Regions from separate parts of the Homo sapiens genome. Here region 1 is linked to region 2. A link is an interaction called in ENCODE POLR2A ChIA-PET data of the cell type or tissue named here. Cell type or tissue: GM12878. All regions are shown on one strand. Each heading gives the region's core, and the rest is flanking DNA. Links, peaks and the distances in the headings are about the cores only.

What was found. ChIA-PET counts read pairs that join two places held together with the same protein. Peaks named below come from ENCODE experiments on the same cell type or tissue, not always from the same donor. Only the 100,000 strongest peaks of a DNase experiment are listed, where the experiment ranks them.
Region 1: POLR2A ChIA-PET joins it to region 2 with 6 read pairs; 3 of 35 experiments call an interaction of 5 or more read pairs at or near these places.

What each region holds. Positions count from the first base shown.
Region 1 is chr7:117,724,535-117,734,516 of GRCh38, forward strand. It overlaps CTTNBP2 (cortactin binding protein 2), which reads right to left. Exons shown (of 23, transcript NM_033427.3): 17 at 3,555-3,733; 18 at 518-723; 19 at 13-198. It overlaps LOC105375469 (a long non-coding RNA gene), which reads left to right. Exons shown (of 3, transcript XR_927902.3): 2 at 4,897-5,118; 3 at 5,206-5,491. Among named protein-coding and RNA genes, the nearest start is that of CFTR-AS2, 82 kb to the left of the region's middle. RefSeq lists a silencer at 8,003-8,220. In GM12878, for the core only: no CTCF peak of the experiment used is centred there; DNase peaks (open chromatin) are centred at 4,517 and 7,117; H3K27me3 peaks cover 165 bases.
Region 2 is chr7:117,832,113-117,842,094 of GRCh38, forward strand. The region is part of intron 2 of CTTNBP2 (cortactin binding protein 2); the gene reads right to left. Among named protein-coding and RNA genes, the nearest start is that of CTTNBP2, 36 kb to the right of the region's middle. In GM12878, for the core only: no CTCF peak of the experiment used is centred there; a DNase peak (open chromatin) is centred at 5,889.

The DNA of each region.
Region 1 (9,982 bases), core at 793-8,792, 110 kb before region 2:
CCCGCCCTTTACCTTCAGTGCTTAGGTCTGGCTTATTCCAGGTGGGTAAAGAGAAGCGGCCAGACTTCCTGCGAGGACTGGTGTTCACCTTTCTCCAGGCACCACTCTCTCCTTTCTTCTTGTTACAAGTGTTATAACTGGAAACTATGGATAAAGGGAAACTTCCTCCTTTGAAATCAGCTGTATGCTGGTCTAGCTCTGAAACAACACAAATCACAGCAGGGATAATGCAGTTTCACTGATTAAAGCAAAATACATTTCCGTTTCTCAAAGATACGGACTGTTCAAAATAATGCATTTATTTAGTATCCAAGCTGGGGTTTTGTGAACCAGCACCAACTTTACTTGGAGGTCTAGAATTCAAACATTAACCAGTAATTAAAATCACAGTTCTGGAACACTGCTATAAGATGTATATTTTTCTAATTACAAAGAAAGAAAGCTCTCTAAAAACAGCTTTTAAAAGGTATTTCACAAGGGTGTGAATTTCCTCTCCTCTCTGCAGAAACCCACATACCTGCTCTGGGGAGGGGACAGCCATGCAGTACAGCTTTATTTAGCAAGATGCTGAGAGCAGCTTTGACCACAGCCTGCTGTCCTTGGCTAGGGTGTCTTTTAGCAGTTGTCTGCCCAAAGCCAGGTTGTCTTTTCACAGAGGCTCTTGACAATATTGCTTCTTGAACTCTGGGTGCGATGACGCCATTCCACAGCTTAGACATCCACCTAGCAGGAGAGGGACCGATTCATCCCTTAGGAGCAGGCTTCTCAATAATTATACACAATTCCGTGAAAGGACAGTTTGAAGACTATGGGGAAAAAACGTTAAGTGTTTCTATAGATATGCTACCTTTCCCAGGTAGTTTTCAAAGAAGTGAAATTACCCAATACAAAAGTGTTTGAATCTGCCTCAAAAATACACTGTATTTCAAATGAAACTGATTGTTTACATGTCTCTCTCAATGTAGAATCAATGCTTGAGTGCTGAGTGAATAAATGCATGAATAAACACATTGAAAGGAAGGTAAATTTAAAGACTGAAAAAATCTGGAAAAAAGATTTCCTAAAAGTCCATGTCTAAATAGCTTCAACTTCTTTGTTACATCTCCTTAATAAGGTGCACATACATTGTATTGTAATATTTCTGAAATTGGGATACTTTTTTTTTCTTTTTTTGAGACAGTCTCGCTCTGTCACCCAGGCTGGAGTGCCAAGGCGCAATCTCGGCTCACTGCAACCTCTGCCTCTTGGGTTCAAGTGATTCTCGTGCCTCTGCCTTCCAAGTAGCTGGGATTACAGGCGTGTGGCAACAGGCCTGGCTGATTTTTGTACTTTTAGTAGAGATGGGGTTTTCATCATGTTGGCCAGGCTGGTCTCGAACTCCTGACCTCAAGGGATCTGCCTGCCTTGTCCTCCCAAAGTGCTGGGATTGCAGGCATGAGCCACCGCACCCAGCCTGGGATGTATAATCACCGGCAAATTAAATCTGCCTGTCCCAAGGCAAGGGTGCGTGTGGGTGGGCTCAGTTCTATAGGGAGGATGGGGGTCAATCAGCTATCACCTCAGGTGGACTGTTTGCATTAATAGCCATAAACAGTGGGACTGCAGCCCAAATTTGCAGCACTCAATGCCAATTAAAATTCCATCAAAAAAAGATTATGCTTTGTTGCAGTATTAAAAAACACTTATATGATTAAAGGCTATAGAAACAAAACCACATCTCCCAGGTTAGGAATGTTTTCAAAGCTTAGACATTGCATAAAACTTTCAAGAATTGTCAAAAACTATGATCCATCTATTTTAAGTTTCTCTCTTAATGTCTAGTGCTACACAATCGGGGGAAAAATAAAAGTACGAATGGGAACACAGACAAAATTCTGGTATTCTACAGCATGAATCGAAATTATGCAGTTATTCCTAAAAGTGCTGAAGTATAAATATGATAAGCTGTGGTCGGAAAAAAAAAATCAACTCCTTAACTTAGCCATTGGTAGACAATTCTCTGCAGCATTTCTGCACATCTGGTGTCAGGTTTTGTTCTAAACTATCTTTTCAGTCTTGGAAGACAGAGATAAATGTCTCCTTCAGGATCAGAGGGCAGAATTGTTTCCTGATCAGGATAATAAAAACAACATCTTCCAGGGCCAAGGGTCGACAGAGTTGCAGCATCCCTCTTTAGAAACCTTGGAGGGATGGGAAGGGGGGAGTTCCACAGCTGTTGAGGCAAATCCAGCAACCACATGGGCTACTATGTATCACCCTGTGGGGCTTCAGGGATAAAGGGAATCTATGTAAAAGTGAAGCTCAGGCTGCCTGCCTGCTGTGTTGTGGGTGATGAAGTGCTGTGTCCCTAACTCAGCATCCTGAACCATGGCAGGCTAACTTGGTAGCTTGCAAATAGGGTAAAAATCTTGGGACCTCCATAATTCTTGACAAAGACTATATTCCATATAGGAGAGGTCAAAAATGATTCCTAAGAATCTTGAGACTCTGGATGTAAAAAAGACTTTAATTTAACTGACATAATAATGAAGAAAGTGGTAATTATATCAATAAGTGTATTTATTTTGTAGCAAAATTCTAAATATATATTTAATATAGTACTTCTTTCCCACCAATTAGCTGTTATAAAAATGGTGGTTTGTCTTACAATAGAGAAAATATACATATACTTTTTAGAGACAGGGTCTTGCTCTAATACTCAGGCTGGAGTTCGGTGGCTTAATCAAAGCTCACTGCAGTCTTGACCTCCTGGGCTCAATTGATCCTCCTGCCTCAGCCTCCCAACTCAATAGCTGGGACTACAGGTACATGCCACTATGCCTGGCTAATTTTTTTTTTTAAATAGAGATGGGGTCTCACTACGTTGCCTGGGCTGACCTTTAACTCCTGGCCTCAAGTGATCCTCCCCTCTCAACTTCCCAATGATGGGATTATAGGCATGAACCACTACATCCAGCTAAGAAGATATTATTTCTATCCCCTGCTTTCCAAAATAGACTTCTGCCCATGGCACCAGAAACTATAGAATCAAATCTGCTTGCTGGTCACAGAACCATTACTAAACTGGATGGTAACAAATTTTTTCTCATTTCAACTTTCTCCTGATTTTCTATTTCATTAACCTTATTGTATATATGTCTGTTCTCATAAGATGCTTCAAAGGAAAACAGTAAGTACTGAACATATGTCTCAATAAAGGGAAAGCTTTTCAATTCATTAACAGAATGCAGGTTTTTTGGAGGGTGTGCATACAATACTTGATGAAACTTCTTATGTGGTACCTCACTCAGGAGACTCTGCATAGCAAGCCAAACATAACTTGGATGAGAATTTTCTAATAGAGGAAAAACCTAGCTCTCAGCAAAAATGCAGCTGCCCTAGGAAGCACACAGTAGGCAAGCTGTGGCCATCCTCTGAAAGAGCAGAGAGCACTGGCACTCCGTGTCAGTGACAGGAGGTGGCACAAGGCAGCCTGGTCAGCATTCTCACCCTCAAACATCTGAATTGGCCACGTCTCTATCATAAGCAGAAAGATAAGGAAAAATGGCACTTACTTCACTGTCACTTGGGCATGCCCAGGAACTACAGGACAAGACAGGAAATATTTTGGTCCAAGAAGTGCTTCAGGTGTGCCCAAGCGGGCCAGGCAGGAGTTAAGCTGACGCCAGACGGACAGAGCCCAGTCGACAATCTTGCACACAGGATCGCAGGGGGAGGGCGCCTGACCTTTGAACTAGAGAGACAGGGAGGTGGAACCCAGGGGCTTGGTTTAGAACATTTTGTTTTTAGAAGCCCAAAATTAAAAATATAAAACTTTAAATCAAAATTGAAAAGTAGCTGAATCTTATTTAACTTTACTTGGGATGGCTGAAGGAGGGATAATAACACATACTATAGTTGTGCAAACGTGTTAGTGTGATAAGCATTTTTCTCCTTTAATTCTCACCATGAGCCTGAGTTAGGCATTTTTACCCCATTTTACATATCAGGAGCCTGAGGCAGGAAGAAAAAATAACTCGCCCAAGGTCCCACAGGTAATAGTGGCAAAGCCAGGGCTAGAGTCTATTTATATTTTTTATTAAGGTATAATTGACAAAAATTATATATATTTGTGGTATATATCATGATGTTTTGATGTATACATTGTGAAATTATTAAATTAAGCTGACTAACATATCCATCCCTTTACATACTTATTTTTATTTAAGATCTACTCTCAGCAATCTGCAAGTATACATTAACTACATAGGGCTTATCTTTAATAGAAAAATAGGATACAGCATCTCGCTGAAATAATAAAGGAGTCATTTATCACATTTAAAAGGAATTCAGTAATCACTATTAAGCTAAAGAACTTCCTCTTCTTCCTCAGGCTTAACATTTCTGAAGCTCTCTGTTTAAGCCTCACTTTCTACCGTCAGCCAGGGCTGAAAGAACAGGCTTAGCTTTGTGGGCAGCTGACAGAGGGACAGGGATCTCCCCAGCTGCCTCATCAAGACCACATGTAGAGGAAGGGAGAAGGAGGGTAGAGCTCTCATTGTAACTCGGTCCCCAGGGAAACGTTACTTTTTCTGGGAGGACTGAATTATTCTCTTAATGACTGTCTAATAAACTGCTTCTAAAGCTCAGACTGTTAGACATCGTAACGGAATCACATTTCACAGTACCCAAAGGCAGAATGTAATCTGTCTTTCCTAAGGACCTGAACAAACAGGAAGGGTGTCCACCTCTCTCCAAAGTGCAGATGTTGTTTATATGAAATTTCTCCTTTTGCAAGTTGGCTGTATTATGGGAAAAGTGGTTATCGGACAGTACATTAAAAACTGGTGTTTCATTAAAAGGTCTATCCAATAAATAGACTTTCTAGTAACCACATGTTTTTATTTCCTTCCCCAGAGATACATTCCTTCAGTGTTAATGGATAATTTTGCATAGAGGTGTGTATGCCTACTATGTATTCTATGCCTATTTGTTATTGCTGCTAAGAAGAAAAAAATCCATGTAAGTTAGTGTACTCATGAAATACAGAGGAAACAAAAGAAAAGGTGTGAAAAGCTAATGAAGAGCAAGTGGTCAGTTCTGGTGCGGTTTGATGGAGTGGAGAAAGCCACCCACCAGGTACTGCAATTGCCTTCCTTTTTTTTTTCTTTTGAATTTTACCAGCTGGAAAAATGAGGAAATTGAGCCAGGCCCTTTATCTTTCAGATCCCTTCCAGACTGGCAGTCTTGAAGTACAGACAGACACAAGCTGCTATGGTAATTCAAAAGAAGAACTGACTAAATACAGCGTGGTCAAGAAAGACAAATAGATGAGGTGGGGACTTCAGCTGGGTCTCTCACAGGATGTCCAGGACATGGTATTGGTGAGGGGAGGTGGGAAGAGTGTCCCAAATATGGAAGAGGGAAGGAACTGTGGAGGAGCGGTCAAAATGGATGCTGATGTTTGCAAATAACAAAAGGGATGAATAAATGACAGGCTTCTACAAGTAAACAGTCTATGTAACTGTTACTAATTCAAGGTGCTGGATCTGATCCCCCACCTAGTATGTCCCCTGAACGAATGACTTCAAGGCCACGTAGTTGTCCCTGAGTTTTCCACATGCCAACCTCCTCCTCCCTAGGCCTGAGATGTGTTGCAAGTGCTGCTCCTTCTGCCCAGACCCCCTGCTTCCCTATTCTCAGCAAACCCTTCTTCCTTGACATAACAAATTAGCATGACCTGCAAATCCTTCAATGTGACCACAGATAGAGAGGCCTCCACCCCAAATTCCTAAAATAAGTACTCTTCCCAACTTCCGCCCGAGTTTCTATAGTGGTACCTTACCTGTTTCTTTCACAGCACATATTAGCCACCTGTTTAATTAGCATGATTTGAGTGTTGTACCCATGAAGTCGGACAGAATCAGAACTGGGAACACAGAGTTTAATCTGATGTCATTTATCAGATTTGTAGCCCTGCCACTCAAGAAGAGACAAGGCTTAAATAGTTGAATCCAGTCCAGTGGTGAAATAGCATGGGTAAAGGTTACAGATTCAAATACAAGCTGAGAACTAGGTAATGTGTAAACTGAATCTACTCCACTTGGAAGGCACGGACTCAGACGCTTGTACACAGTGACTATTAGTGGGACTCTACTGGTTTTTTTCTTGTTATTGAGGAAAGCCTAAGGCCAGATCACAAGTCCTCAACAAGCCTGGCTGATATACAGACTTGGCCAGCCAAGAAAATAACCCTAAATTTTCATGGAAAGAGAACCCAGGTTTCCTGAGATGGAAAAAATTCGGGGGGATGGGGACAGGGGGTATATTTTTATCTTCATTAATATTCAGAATTAAATATAATCAAACATTATTTTTTCGGTTAGGATGAGAGAATCATATATTGGGTATTTTTAAATACTTGAAATGTTTACAGGAATTTCATATATTAGAATAGCTTCATGTCCAGTTTAAAATGGTAACTGAGTTTAGGGTTGTGGTCTTAAGAAGGGGTAAGAGAATTTTATTAAGTTTATGTACATGGTACAAGGCTATTAAGAGATCATTTGAGCCACAATTTATAAATTTAATTTTCTGGTTTTACAAGAGTTAGTTAAGTACTTGGGAAGATTTGTCAGACAGCAGAAGTTCTTAAAAAGAGAAATAAAATATATTGAAGTTTTAAAGACCAAACTATTTAAAGAAATGTAATTAAGCTATGAGTCCCTTCAAAGGTGATTGTTAAATTTTGCTAGATTTATACACAGAAAGATAAAGCTTATACAATTAACTTAAAAGCCTGAGGGAAAGCCGGGCATTTGGATGTACAACTCTAACACACTGAACACGTTTTTTTAAAATAGCACTTGAATAATGCCTCCTGAATAAAAACTGTCCTCCAAGGTCCCAAATCCTACACAGATAGACAGTTTCTTTTTGAAGGCCTGTCTTTCCATGAGAACACTAGCTCTCTGAGGGTGAGAGGAACCCGGTCTTGTCTCACAGTCCCCAGGCCAGGGGCCAATGTTTACAGAATAACCAGCTAACACTGTTCTGATGCACTTATCACACTGTGTTTTGATGATCAGTTGCCATGGCTATAGGTCCTTTCAACCTTAGTACTGGAGCTTGGTGTGCCACAAAGTGAGGATTTGGAAAATGCTATGACTGACTGACGGGAAGAACAGGCTGAGAAGTTCTAAGTCTGGATGACTGATAACAAAAAAGGAAGTCGGCGGGGGAAGCCCGGAGTTAGGTTTGGGGACAGGACATGTTGAGTTTGTTACGTGTGCAGTGTCAGATGGACTGCATTATATAGATCTGTAGCTGATTACATGAACTTAACACAAAATAGAGGGGCACGCAGACAAAGGAGAAAGCTGGATCAATTTTTAAACATGAATTCTGGAAGAAAACATTACTTACATATATGTGTATATAGTCCCTCACCAGGTCTTACAGAACATAAGTGTTCAAAAAAGTTTTTTTAACTTAATAAGAATGACATTAAATATTTCATATTCTGGGTAAGTGACGAGATGCTGTATCTGGATTTGTAGTATGTTCACCTGGTATTAATGGTAATGAAAAACAATTTTATTTTCCTAAAAGTAAGGTCTCAGATAAAATGCTAACGTCACCAAAATGTACAGAGCTCTTTCAGCATACATTTTTCCAAAATTTAAAATGTGCACATTTTAAATAACACCATATAACACACATGACCTAAAGGGAGTAATTCTTTTTAGAATTATATTTTATTTATAAAAATCAAATCTTTTATGGAGGGTTCACACAAAAATAAATATTTATTTACTTTTAGGAGAAATATCCCTTGATTAGAAGTCAGGCACAGGGCTGGGCATGGTGGCTCACGCCTTTAATCCCAGCACTTTGGGAGGCCGAGGTGGGTGGATCATGAGGTCAGGAGATCGAGACCATCCTGGCTAACATGGTGAAACCCCGTCTCTACTGAAAATACAAAAAATTAGCTGGGCGTGGTGGCGGGCGCCTGTAGTTCCAGCTACTCAGGAGGCTGAGGCAGGAGAATGGTGTGAACCCAGGAGGCGGAGCTTGCAGTGAGCCGAGATCACGCCACTGCACTCCAGCCTGGGCGACAGAGCAAGACTCCGTCTCAAAAAAAAAAAAAAAAAAAAAAAGTCAGGCACAGAAACTAACTTTGTATTTTACAAGAAAGAAGATTCACATAAATCTTTGCTGTACCAAGTAATTATGATATTAAGACAGGGGACAATTGTGAACACTGGTATGTCCTACATGAAGGAAATAATTTGGCCAAGGAAAAACAAAAAAATGATTCTGTGATACCAGCAGCTCTATTAAATTGATATCACTGTACTATCTGAGGCTTTGGGATCTGTTACAATTTTCCTTCTCTTCAAAAGAGGAATGATCATTATATAACTCTTTTATATTTTTTAAGCTACAATTCTGAGATTATGTATTACATAATTAATGATAGTTTAGTATTTCCTACTAAAAAGGGTATAATTGTTTTTTATTAAATACTAGTAGAAAGCCTAGTATTGTCCTGAAAGGTCGATTTTCTTGTATCTCTCCAAGGAACTAGAAGAAGAAATTGTGATCAATTGCCAGTGTGCTTTAAGTGCCCACAAAGATTAGGTTCTGTGACATTACAAGATTTCTGATGTTTTGCAGGACTCATCCATTCCCTTGTACACACACCCCAGGGGCTGTTTTATTAACCTACTTGAAGTGCTTATTGGTATAGGAAAGGCATTTCCTTTTTTCCAGTTTCTATTATTTGCAGCACATCCCACTCTCAAACGCAATGGAAAAGAGAGTGAACCTGAAGCTTGGAACTTTCCTTTCAAAGTAAGTTAAAACAATTTTTATCAGAGAGCTAGCGGGAGAGGGGTATACTTTACCTGAAATAGTGCCAATCCTACATAATAAAACTGGTATCTTTTCTGATTATTTACATGAATTATCTTTGGCAATGAGATTTAAATATTGACAGTGATAGTTAATGCAAGTATCGGTAATTTGAAAAGCTACAGACCTATGACTGTCTTTACCTCACCATTCGTCCTTCTTGTTGAGATCATACAGTGGCTAGGCTTTGGCCAAAAGCATAATATTTATGACCAAGTAACTGATTTAAATATAACATGGGGTAGATTTCCCTCATTAAATTAGGAATTTCAGATATTAATTCTAATTACCAGTGGCAGACACTGTTCAATGAATTCCCAAAAGCCATTCTCACCCCACACTTCTCCCCGCCACCATCTCCCCTGCCCCAGCACAAATGCGTACACATACTCTAACACAATAGACACAGAAATTTGTTCAAGCACTTGGTGGAGAGCTTCAATCTTGGAAAAGCAGGTTTGGCCATGGTCTGGGATGAAACCAGTTTTAGTTAATGAAACATTAAAGAGAAGTCTTATGTTTCTGGAAAAGTGCTTTCCTCCCTGATAAGGAAGAGACTGAGGAAGCCGAAGCTCTCTATCCTTCGCTGCAGCCCGCTTTCTGCCCTTGAACATGTTTTCACAAGGGCACAGTGTCTGCAGCCTTGTGGGCACACTGCAGTCTTGACGGGAGGGTCAACAGACTCCCCTGGACCTGGGACCTGAGACGTTGGACACCTACCACAAGATATCTGGTTATGTGAGGGGGAAAATCCTCTTTCTGTGAAGCAGCTAGCAGTTGGGGTGTTATTAGCAGCTTAAAATCCTGCAATAATGCAATGACAATACTGTCCTCCAAATGTGGCCCATTGTGCAGGATTAAATGAGAAAATCTTACTAAATCAAACTCTATTATTTCTAATCTACCTTGACACTCAGCTACTGGCCCAATTTAAAAATATTAAATAATGATGTATTCGATTTGGTCAGCTTTCAATTATTTTTGTCATTTGGGAGAATATAGAATACTTATTTTGTTATTCTGTGAAAGTCACTAAAAGTTATTATTACTCTTGAAAATGTGTCAAAAGGTATAGAATTCTACTTTT
Region 2 (9,982 bases), core at 1,211-9,210:
CTGGCTGTGACACTGCCATCCTACAACTCACCTGAAACCTGAGTGTCCACAGAGACATCACTTCCCCCCTGCCCACAGCTAGTCAGTCAAGGACTATAATGGCTACATCCTATTATAAATCCCGCTCATCTTTAACCCCTCCTCTCCATCCCAGCCGCCACCATGCAACTCTATCCCTCAGCATCTTTCACACTGACACTTTCAGCTGTCTCCTGCTCAGTCCCTACATCTTCAGACATAACACTCCTTCAGTCAACCTTCCTCTCTGCTGATAAGAGGGACTGCCCTAAAACGTAGGTCTAAGGTATTACCGTATTTCTCCAAATCTGTCAAGAGTTCTCCAATACCTAATAATACTACAGCCCAAACCCTCACCAAGCAAGTTCTTCCATGATCTGACTCTTTATTCTCTCTCTACTCTCATTTTTTTTTTACATACTACCACTCATCTCCTCCTTTCTCCCTGTGAAGCTTTGTATTAACTATATTTTTGTTTTTTCTGTATTCTTGATGCTCTACTATCTGAGATATCACTGACTAGGGAGAGATCGTCTTTCCCAGGGAAACCAATTCTTAGAGACAGCAAATGACTACCAATCAATCTATAGCCCTTCATTCATCAACCTTTTTTTTTTTTTTTTTTTTTTTTTTTGAGATAGAGTCTCACTGTGTCGCCAGGGCTGGAGTACAGTGGCGCAATCTCAGCTCACTGCAACCTCTGCCTCCTGGGTTCAAGCAATTCTCCTGCCTCAGCCTCCTGAGTAGATGAGATTACAGGCACCTGCCACCACACCCGGCTTTTTTTTCTTTTTTTTTGTACTTTTAGTAGAGACAGAGTTTCACTATGTTGGCTAGGCTGGTCTCAAACTCCTGAACTTGTGATCCACCCACCTCGGCCTCCCAAAGTGCTGGGATTACAGGCGTGAGCCACCGCATCTGGCCCATCAACCTTCTTTTATGGAACTCATACATCAAGCCACTATCTCCCTGTACTAATCACCCCCAGGTCCAGGTATCCCATAAGTCCCACAAACAGAGGCAGTCCCTACAGCCCAGGAATCTGCTGAAATTATTCAAACTAGCTAATCTCAATCCTGCTTTCCCCTGCCTCATTCGTTCCTTCCCATGGAAACCACAATGAAGGTGCTGGGCCATGCTTCTCCTCACTCTCTCTGCCTCCTGACTGATCCTGGTGCTTCCCCGTGTGGTCCTATTGGCATGCTTTGCCTCCTGTTTCTAGCAATCTCTGAGAATAAAAACGTCTTCCTTCATGACAGTCATTTCTGTGTTTGTGTGTCTTATCTGATTAAAACAAATCCTGAGTGCATTTTAAAACAAGTTCCAACTACAGAACAATTTTGAGTCCTGAGTTCACCATGTGGTTTCATGCCTGTGTATGTACAGCTGGTGAGCTGCATCCATCCTTCAAGAGCCACAGTGTCTAGATTGTCTTTCTCTAAAAAGCCTTTCCTAACCACCCTAATGCTGAGCCCATTCTCCTTGATCACTATATGTTGTACGTAGATCCTCACTGAATTCTTCATATTCCACTACAACCTAGTTACCTGTTTGCAATTCCATCTCCTCTCTGTCCTCCAAGGCTGGGCTGAGAGCTACAAGAAAGAGACCAAGCCATACTCATGTTTATTGTGAGCACTTTACCTAGTACACAACAAGCACTCAATGAATTCTTCAATTAGTTTAAGTGTCCATTGCTAATGCCAGTATTGAGTTAGTACTTAATGATCAGCCTTGCTGCTTTGAAATAGAGATTCTCAATTAAGAATTTCTCAGCTGAAAGAAAAAAATGTTAATCAGTAATAACCTTAGATGCTGCTTACTCACAGTCCTTTAAAAAATATATACATAGACAGACAACATCTTAATGGTGGCTTAGCTAGTAAAATATATTCACTTTGGAACATATTTTCTTTTTTCTTTCTTCTTTTTTTTTTTTGAAATGTAGTTTTACTCCATTGCTGCCCAGGCTGGAGTGCAGTGGCACAATCTTGGCTCACTGCAACCTCCACCTCCTGAATTCAACCAATTCTCCTGTCTCAGTCTCCAAAGTAGCTGGGACTACAGGCACCTGCTACCACACCTGGCTAATTTTTGTATTTTTAGTAGAGACAGGGTTTCACCTTTTTGGTCAGGCTGGTCTCAAACTCCTGACCTCAGGTGATCCATCTGCCTTGGCCTCCCAAAGTGCTGGGATTACAGGTGTGAGCCACCATGCCAGGGCTGGAATGTATTTTCATATGTATATTTGACTAAGGGTATGTGATACAATTTTGGAATTTGCAATACAATACCTGCAACAAACAGAGAAGACAATCTGACTCTGAACTGAGAACTTATGCTAATATCCTTTTTTTCCCTATTTATGACTCCTTTACCACTCACCCCAGTTAGGAAATGATGGGAAAGTGCAGATCTAAACAAACTAATCTTTCTTCATTCTCAAGAACGTCAGTTTAGTATTTAAATCCTAAATTGTTAGAATTCTAGTAAATACATAAAGAAAAGAATATGTACCTAACTCATTTTTAAAAGTACTCTAATACTTTTAGTATTGATAAATGAACACACTTTACTTTTTAGTGCGAGTCATAAACTTCTCCATTTTACATTAAGAGAAATCTTATTTAGAACATTCAATATTGCTTTCAAGAAGTGATGAGATTTTATAATTTATTCTATTTTGTTTAAACATAGGGATAGAAATGCATGTACTAATTCTTTAGTCCACACCGAAGGTGCTAGGTTGGGTTTACTTACTCAAAACAAAATAATTCTGGCCCTTCAAAAGCTACACAGGAAAATTGCTTCAGGTTTCATTTGTTTACTTAGAGTTGCCTCTTGGAAATGCCTCAAAATGATGCAGCAGTGTTCCAATTTTCCTAAACTCTTCAGATAATTGCCAGCGTCAATAAAAGCAAAAACAGCTTGCAGTGCACACCTCCGTAGGTGGAATTCTAAACCTGAGCAGCTCAGCTGCCACACATGAATGGATGCTCTCAACACTAAGCCTCCCACAGGGGACGGCTGAAGTTGCAGTTTAAAAGTGTTTGCAGAAATAGGAATGAGTCTCTCTCTGAGCCCTAAGGATGGCATGGTGAATTATCAGTGTGTCTTGTCCACATGAAAGATATGCACACTAATTCATGTTTAATTAAGTTTAGACCAAAGCTGACATCTTATATGTTTTAAGTTCAGCCTAAAGGTTTCTCTGTATGTAGTGAACTGTGACCCAACTTAATGTGTAAACAGACTGGAACCTACTTTTCTAACAAGTAGCCAAGGCTCAGCCAATCACAGCAGCCAAACTTCAGTCAACCACAGGGGGTCAACAGTTAGAAGCAGATTCAAACAAGGCAAACACTCAGCTGTAACCTATCCAGCTGTTTCCCTCACTTCCCTTTTCTCTCTCTAGTCACTTTCCTTTTTCTGTCCATAAATGTTATCGACCATGTGGCCACTCTGGAGTTCTACCAAACCTATACTGGTTCAGGGGCTGTCCAATTTGAGAATCATTCTTTGCTCAATTGAATTGTTAAATTTAATTTGTTTAAAGTTTTCAACACGCATTCGTCTTGATTAAAGCCAGAGGGTCTGGTCGTGCATCTGGAAAGAGACTGGAGATTATAAGGATGCAGAGCCACATAATTCAGTCCACAACGGGGGCTCTGGTTTTCAACTGCCTAGATTTGAGTTTTGGCTCTAAAGTTCCTAGCTCTGTGATCTCTGCCAAGTTGCTAACCACTCTAAGCCTCAGTTTCTCATGTGTAAACTAGGTAATAATACCTAATATTAGTAATAATACCTACAACTAATACCTAAGTCACGGGATTACTATAAGGCTTAAAGAAGTAACGTACAGCACAGGCCATGTTGCCTGACACAAGGAAAAGTGTCGAGTTCTGTCACTTTCAAGAAGAGGGAATAGGATAATTGATATCTCCCTATGAACTACCACCCAGACTAAGTCTGAGCTGGAGGACTGGACAGGGGAGGCTTCATTACCAAGACTGTTGTTTCCACCTTCTCACGCTACTTCAAGTTTGAAGCACAAGCCCATTCTTGGATTAGTAAATTGAGAACTGTTGCTACTTTCTTAGCATTTCATGTCCCCTTCCACCCCACTTTTCTTTTTATAAAACTGAAGACAGTGGCTGGGAGCGGTGGCTCACGCCTGTAATCCCAGCACTTTGGGAGGCTGAGGTGGGCGGATCATGAGGTCAGGAGATCCAGAGCATCCTGGCTAACACGACGAAACCCTATCTCTACTAAAAATACAAAAAATTAGCCAGGCGTGGTGGTGGGCGCCTGTAGTCCCAGCCACTCCGGAGGCTGAGGCAGGAGAATGGCATGAACCCAGAGGCGGAGCTGGCAGTGAGCTGAGATCGCGCCACTGCACTCCAGCCTGGGCGACAGAGCGAGACTCTGTCTCAAAAAAACAAAACAAAACTGAAGAGAGTGGTCTTTAAGAATACTGATTGAGAGGGTTAAGAAATACGTCACTCTTGTACAAAATACCTTAAGCGTCTGTATTAGTCTGTTCTCACTGTGCTAATAAAAACATACCCGACATTGGGTGATTTATACAGGAAAGGGGTTTAATTAATTCACAGTTCCACGTGGCTGGGGAGGCCTCATAATCATGGCAGCAGGCAAGAGAGAAAATGAGAACCAAGTGAAAGGGGAAACCCTTTATAAAAACATCAGATCTTGTGAGACTTAATCACTACCAGGAGAACAGTATGGGGGAAACCGCCCCCATGATTCAGTTATCTCCCACGGGGTCTGTCCCACAACACGTGGGAATTATGGGAGCTATAATTCAAGATGAGATTTAGGTGGGGATACAGCCAAACCATATCACCATCCAATTCTACCAATGTTGTACTTTTCAGAGAATCCAGGGTCAGTGTTTTGCCTGAGCAGAGTTAACCCAAAGAAATCAGGATTGAGAGACAAGGAGCGTGAGACTGAGTTCTGATTGACATCATTTAAGCCCCTATTTCTAGCCAAACCTAAAAGCTAGACTTAGTCCTGTAATTTTTCAGTTACATGAGCCAATATATCTCTTAGGAGGTATTCTGTCACTTGCAACCAAAAATTCCCCTAAGCCATTGAATGCCAGACTATTGTAACAACAACAAAACCACCAATAACAACAAAATGTTCACTTGCTAACATCCACCAGCCTAATACACTTTTACTACTTTTCTCACTACCACTAATTTTGACAGCATTCTTTGCATATTTTTTTCTGATTTCTGCCTCTCTCTCAGTATACCCCTGCTACCTTCTCTGCTCTCTCTTCCTCCCTGTCATTTGCCCTAACCAGCCTCTCTTAGTTGAGAAAATACCAACTACAGGTTGAAGATCCCATAGTCAAAATGCTTGGACCCAGAATTATTTTGAATTTCAGATTTTTTAGATTTTGAAATATTTTCATGTACACAGTAAGATATCTTAGGGATGAGACCCAAGTCTAAATATGAAATTCACTTATGTGTCATATACACCTTATACACATAGCCTGGAGGTAATTTTATATCATATTTTTAATAATTTCGTGCATGAAAGTTTTGTGTTTTGACTGTGATCCATCCCATGAGGCCAGGTATAAAATTTTCCACTTGTGGCATCATGTTGGTACTCAAAAAGTTTTGGATTTTGGAGAACTTTGAATTTCAGATTAGGGATGCTCGACTCATACCTGTCTATAAAGGACCGCCCAGATACCCCAGAAAAGTGACATCCACCTGACACTGTAACCTGCAGTATCCTTCAACATCTGGCTCCCATCTGCATTTGTGGCCTCACTACCTATTACCCTATCCCTTACACTAGCCTAGCTAAGCCCAGGCAGCCTCCAGAGACAGAGATCTGAGAGTTAATCACTCATGGGTTAAAGCCACAAAACTGGTTGGTGTAGTTTCTTATGTGACCATAGATAAGTGAAACATTAGCCTCAAGGATGTAATCTCCTGAGATGAGATACTCTTCACCTAGAGATAAGTACCACCTACCAAGCTGCTAGGCAGCACTGAATATTTGAATGCTTACCATAAAACCCTCCCCAAGTAGCAGAGCCCATCTTTGGTGTTAGCAATCACCAGGAAAAATAAACTAAACTCTGAGCCCAAAGATGGTATTTCTGCTACTAAGACCATGTGGAGGGTTCAGCTGCTGAGCTTCAATTTCCGATCTCATAAAATGGGGCCTGTTATAAAGAAGGCATGGCACAAAACATGAGCATGGTCTCTAATGCTAATATCATCAAGGAGTCTAATGTGGTTATGTGACACCTTGTTTGGGGGGATAACTTAGACTACAGCCAATTCTTCTCTTTAGACACTATTTGTTACTATAAAGAAAAAGGAAAGAAAAATTTTAAAAATTCATTAACAGAGTAACTCTGCATTAATCACAGGACTAATCTGTAAAAACTACCTCAGATATTCAAAAAATTAATAGACATGAATTCAGTCATTTTAACAACTGACCAGCTATTTAACAAATGATCCAGCTTGGAAGACTGGAGACAGACGAATCTCCATTTTTTAATCTATGAGGGGCAAGTCATATATCACCTTTGATTTTGCCTTTACAAAAATGTTAACACAAATAGTGGCATATAAAATACTGAAAGAAACCCGCACTAAAATAAAGATTTCAGGATTTACTGTAGTTTCCTGGGCTTGTTCTTATTAATCTTTTTAATAATATGCATTCATGTAGCTGCAGCTGGAAACCACAGTACCATTTTATTACTTAGAATTTCTTCATTTCTTTAAAGTGATTTCCACATTTTTGTTGAATAATGTATAGTAACATTGCGGGGGCGGGGGGGGGGCTTTTAAAAAAAATCCTCCAAAGGATTTTTTTAAAATCTTTAAAAATATCTCCCAAAGTGCAATTTCCATAGGTTTATGGTCCTTTCCTAGAAACATTAATATTCAAGTTAAGGCCTTCCCCAACCACCCTACCTAAAGTGGGAACCTGCCTGTAATTTTCTTAGTACAGAATTTCATCACAGTTCGTGATTATTTTCATAGTGTGTTCTCCTCACCTGTCTGGCAGATAAGCACCCAGTCATCAAGAGTTACCTACAACTATCTGAGTTTATATATGTAGTCTCATTGAATCCTGACAATCATGTTAAGATAGCTCTTTATATGCCATTAGTCAGAGTGGTAAATTGAGATTTAAGGAACAGGAAGAAATTTCCTAACGTCACACAGCCAATAATGGCAGTCTGGACTTTAGTTCCTAAGCCCTGTGTCAGAACCACAGAATTGCCTTAATAATGCATCTAATAATTTGGCAAAATCCTCTAGTCATAGCTAAGGGATCATAATAAATAGAAAACTTCAACACACTTGTAATGTGACAAATTGTTAGATTTAATATGCTAGTGGACTATTCATTTTAATACAGGTACTTTTTGTTAATTGATTCTTAGGAGCATTTCAGCCCCATGGTGAATTTAATAAAAGTGCTACTTCTGTCAAAGGAAGAAGCAAGGTCAAATCTCTGACTTCAGACTGAAGAGTGGCAGGAAACCAGAGCCCAGTTTTAGTTCTACTTCCTGCTGTGGTCCTGACCAGCTTTCAGAACTCTGCACACATTGTACCACCTCCCTACTTTAGCTTTATTATCATCTACAGGGCCCCATGGCATAATCCACCTTTACTCCTCCAAAATTTCCCTAAAATAGTTTTAAAGTAGGCTTTATCTATAAAACTTTTTATGACTATAACTCTCCCTACTAATAATAAACTACCAAATAACCAAGTCTGGTTAACATAAATATCTAAAGACTGAAATTATTTTCCTGATTTTGAAAGATTCACTACTCCAAATTTATGTGGGATATATAGATTAATAAATACATACACACGTTTATATGTATGCATGCACAAATATATACATATACATACATGCACACCTGTTCATACAATCCACAAATATCTAGGGTATATTTTAAAGGTTTTTGAAGGCTACAAAGTACAAAACCATAACTGAGCATCACAGTTTTAATGAATCCATCGGCTTTTGAATCATTGCTAGTTCCAGAAATAGCCTAGAAGGGAGAAAAATATCTTTTGTGGAAAAGCAGGACACTTGGTAACAACCAATAGTCCTGTCCAAAAAAGTTGAAAAGTAAGGGGATATTTCTGATACCTGTGAGCATCCCTAGCATCAAGTTGGGGTCAGGCAAATAATAGAATCTTAAAAAAAAAAAAATTCTAAATTAGCCAGGTGCAGTGGGGCGTACCTGGTCCCAGCTACTGGAGAGGCCACCTGGGGAGGATCATTTGAGCCAAGGAGATTGAGGCTGCAATTCAGCCATGTTTGCGCCACTGCACTCCAGCCTGGGTGACAGAGTTTGAGACACTGTCTTAACAACAACAACAAAAATTCTTTTCCTGCCTCCTCCAATGTCCTTTCCATACATGTAAACCATTACCACACAAGTGCCTTATTGTAAAGCACATACGCATTTGTGATATAGTTAGTTTGCTGTGGCTGCAAAGCATATAACTATTATCTCTTCAGGAAGAAGTCTGGGTCTCTCCTGCAGGCAATTATTTCCAGTATCACTGGGAAAAGCTATGTTCTCCAGCAGAAAATCTGAATGGTGAGGGCAAACTTCAAGTAGAGAGACTGTTCATCCTCTCATGAGGGACTGAAATAGCCCAGCATGGACTCTGAAGGAAGAATGGGTCTGGGTAGTGCAATACAGCTGTACTTCAAAAATCAAATTAAGCAGCTCTCCAACTTTCTAGTCTCAGGACCCCTTAATGCTATTAAAAATTATTAAAAACACATAGAGATTTTGTTTATGTGGGTTATAGCTATTGCTAGTTATCTTATTAAAAAGTAAAACTGAGAAATTTTAAATAAATGCATTAATTTTAAAATAATTATAAATCAATTAATGTGTTAACTTAAACAACATATTTATGGGAAAAAAGCACTATATTTTCCAAACCTAAATAAGTGAGAAGAATAGCATTGTTTTGTAGTTCTGCAAACTTCTTTACTATCTGGCCTCACAGAAGACATCTGGAGTCTGGTATCTGCTTCTTCATCTGAGCTGTTAAAAAAATCATCTGTCATTGTAGCCTCTGGAAAGCTCCAATGTATACATATGGGATATGAGAGTGAAAAAAGAAATAATGTTTACTATTATTAAGAAAATTGTTTTGAACTCATGGACTACTTGGTAGGGTCTTGGGGATCTTGAATCCTGGACCATACCTTGAAAGACTACACTCTACTTTCTGTCTTTTTTTTTTCCCTTTCATCTCCATCCTTTCACTAAGCCATTTGGAACATTTTAGCCTTGTATCAGCTTTGCTATAGAGGATGAAGAGTCCTCTCTCTATATATACATGTGCCAGAAAGTTAATGAAAGTACAACATCCCCCACACATTGAATCCCAATGTGGTGGTTGCCTCAGGACCCAAAGGGTCTTCCCCATACCTCTCCAAAGATAGTTAGTCTCAGATAGAAAGCTATGACCTTTCGGTCAAATCTCTTCTCCTCATCAGAAATTGCATGCATAGGAGTGCAGGGGAATTAAATAGGCATGATGAATGCATGATTATACAGGCAGAGACCACTACTAACTGGTGTCATCAGATAAAAGATTACTTCTCTTTTTCATGATGGCTGAAAAATGATGAGGTACTAAGAAGAATGGAAAGTCAAAATATAAAAGAGAAAAAATGGAACAGTAACAACCAGAGGAAGTTGCCATCAGAATCCACAAGCAGGACAGCAAACAGCAGGGATGTTACTAGAAACACACTAGAACCTAGAGACAAAAGAAAAAGCAGTTCCCTGGCTTGGGGGAGAGCATGAGAGACGCTTGGAAAAAGGGACACCTGGGTTGAACCCCAGTTTCTCACAAGCTCTTCCAGGCTTCATGGTACCACACTAACTACTAACCACTGTACATAC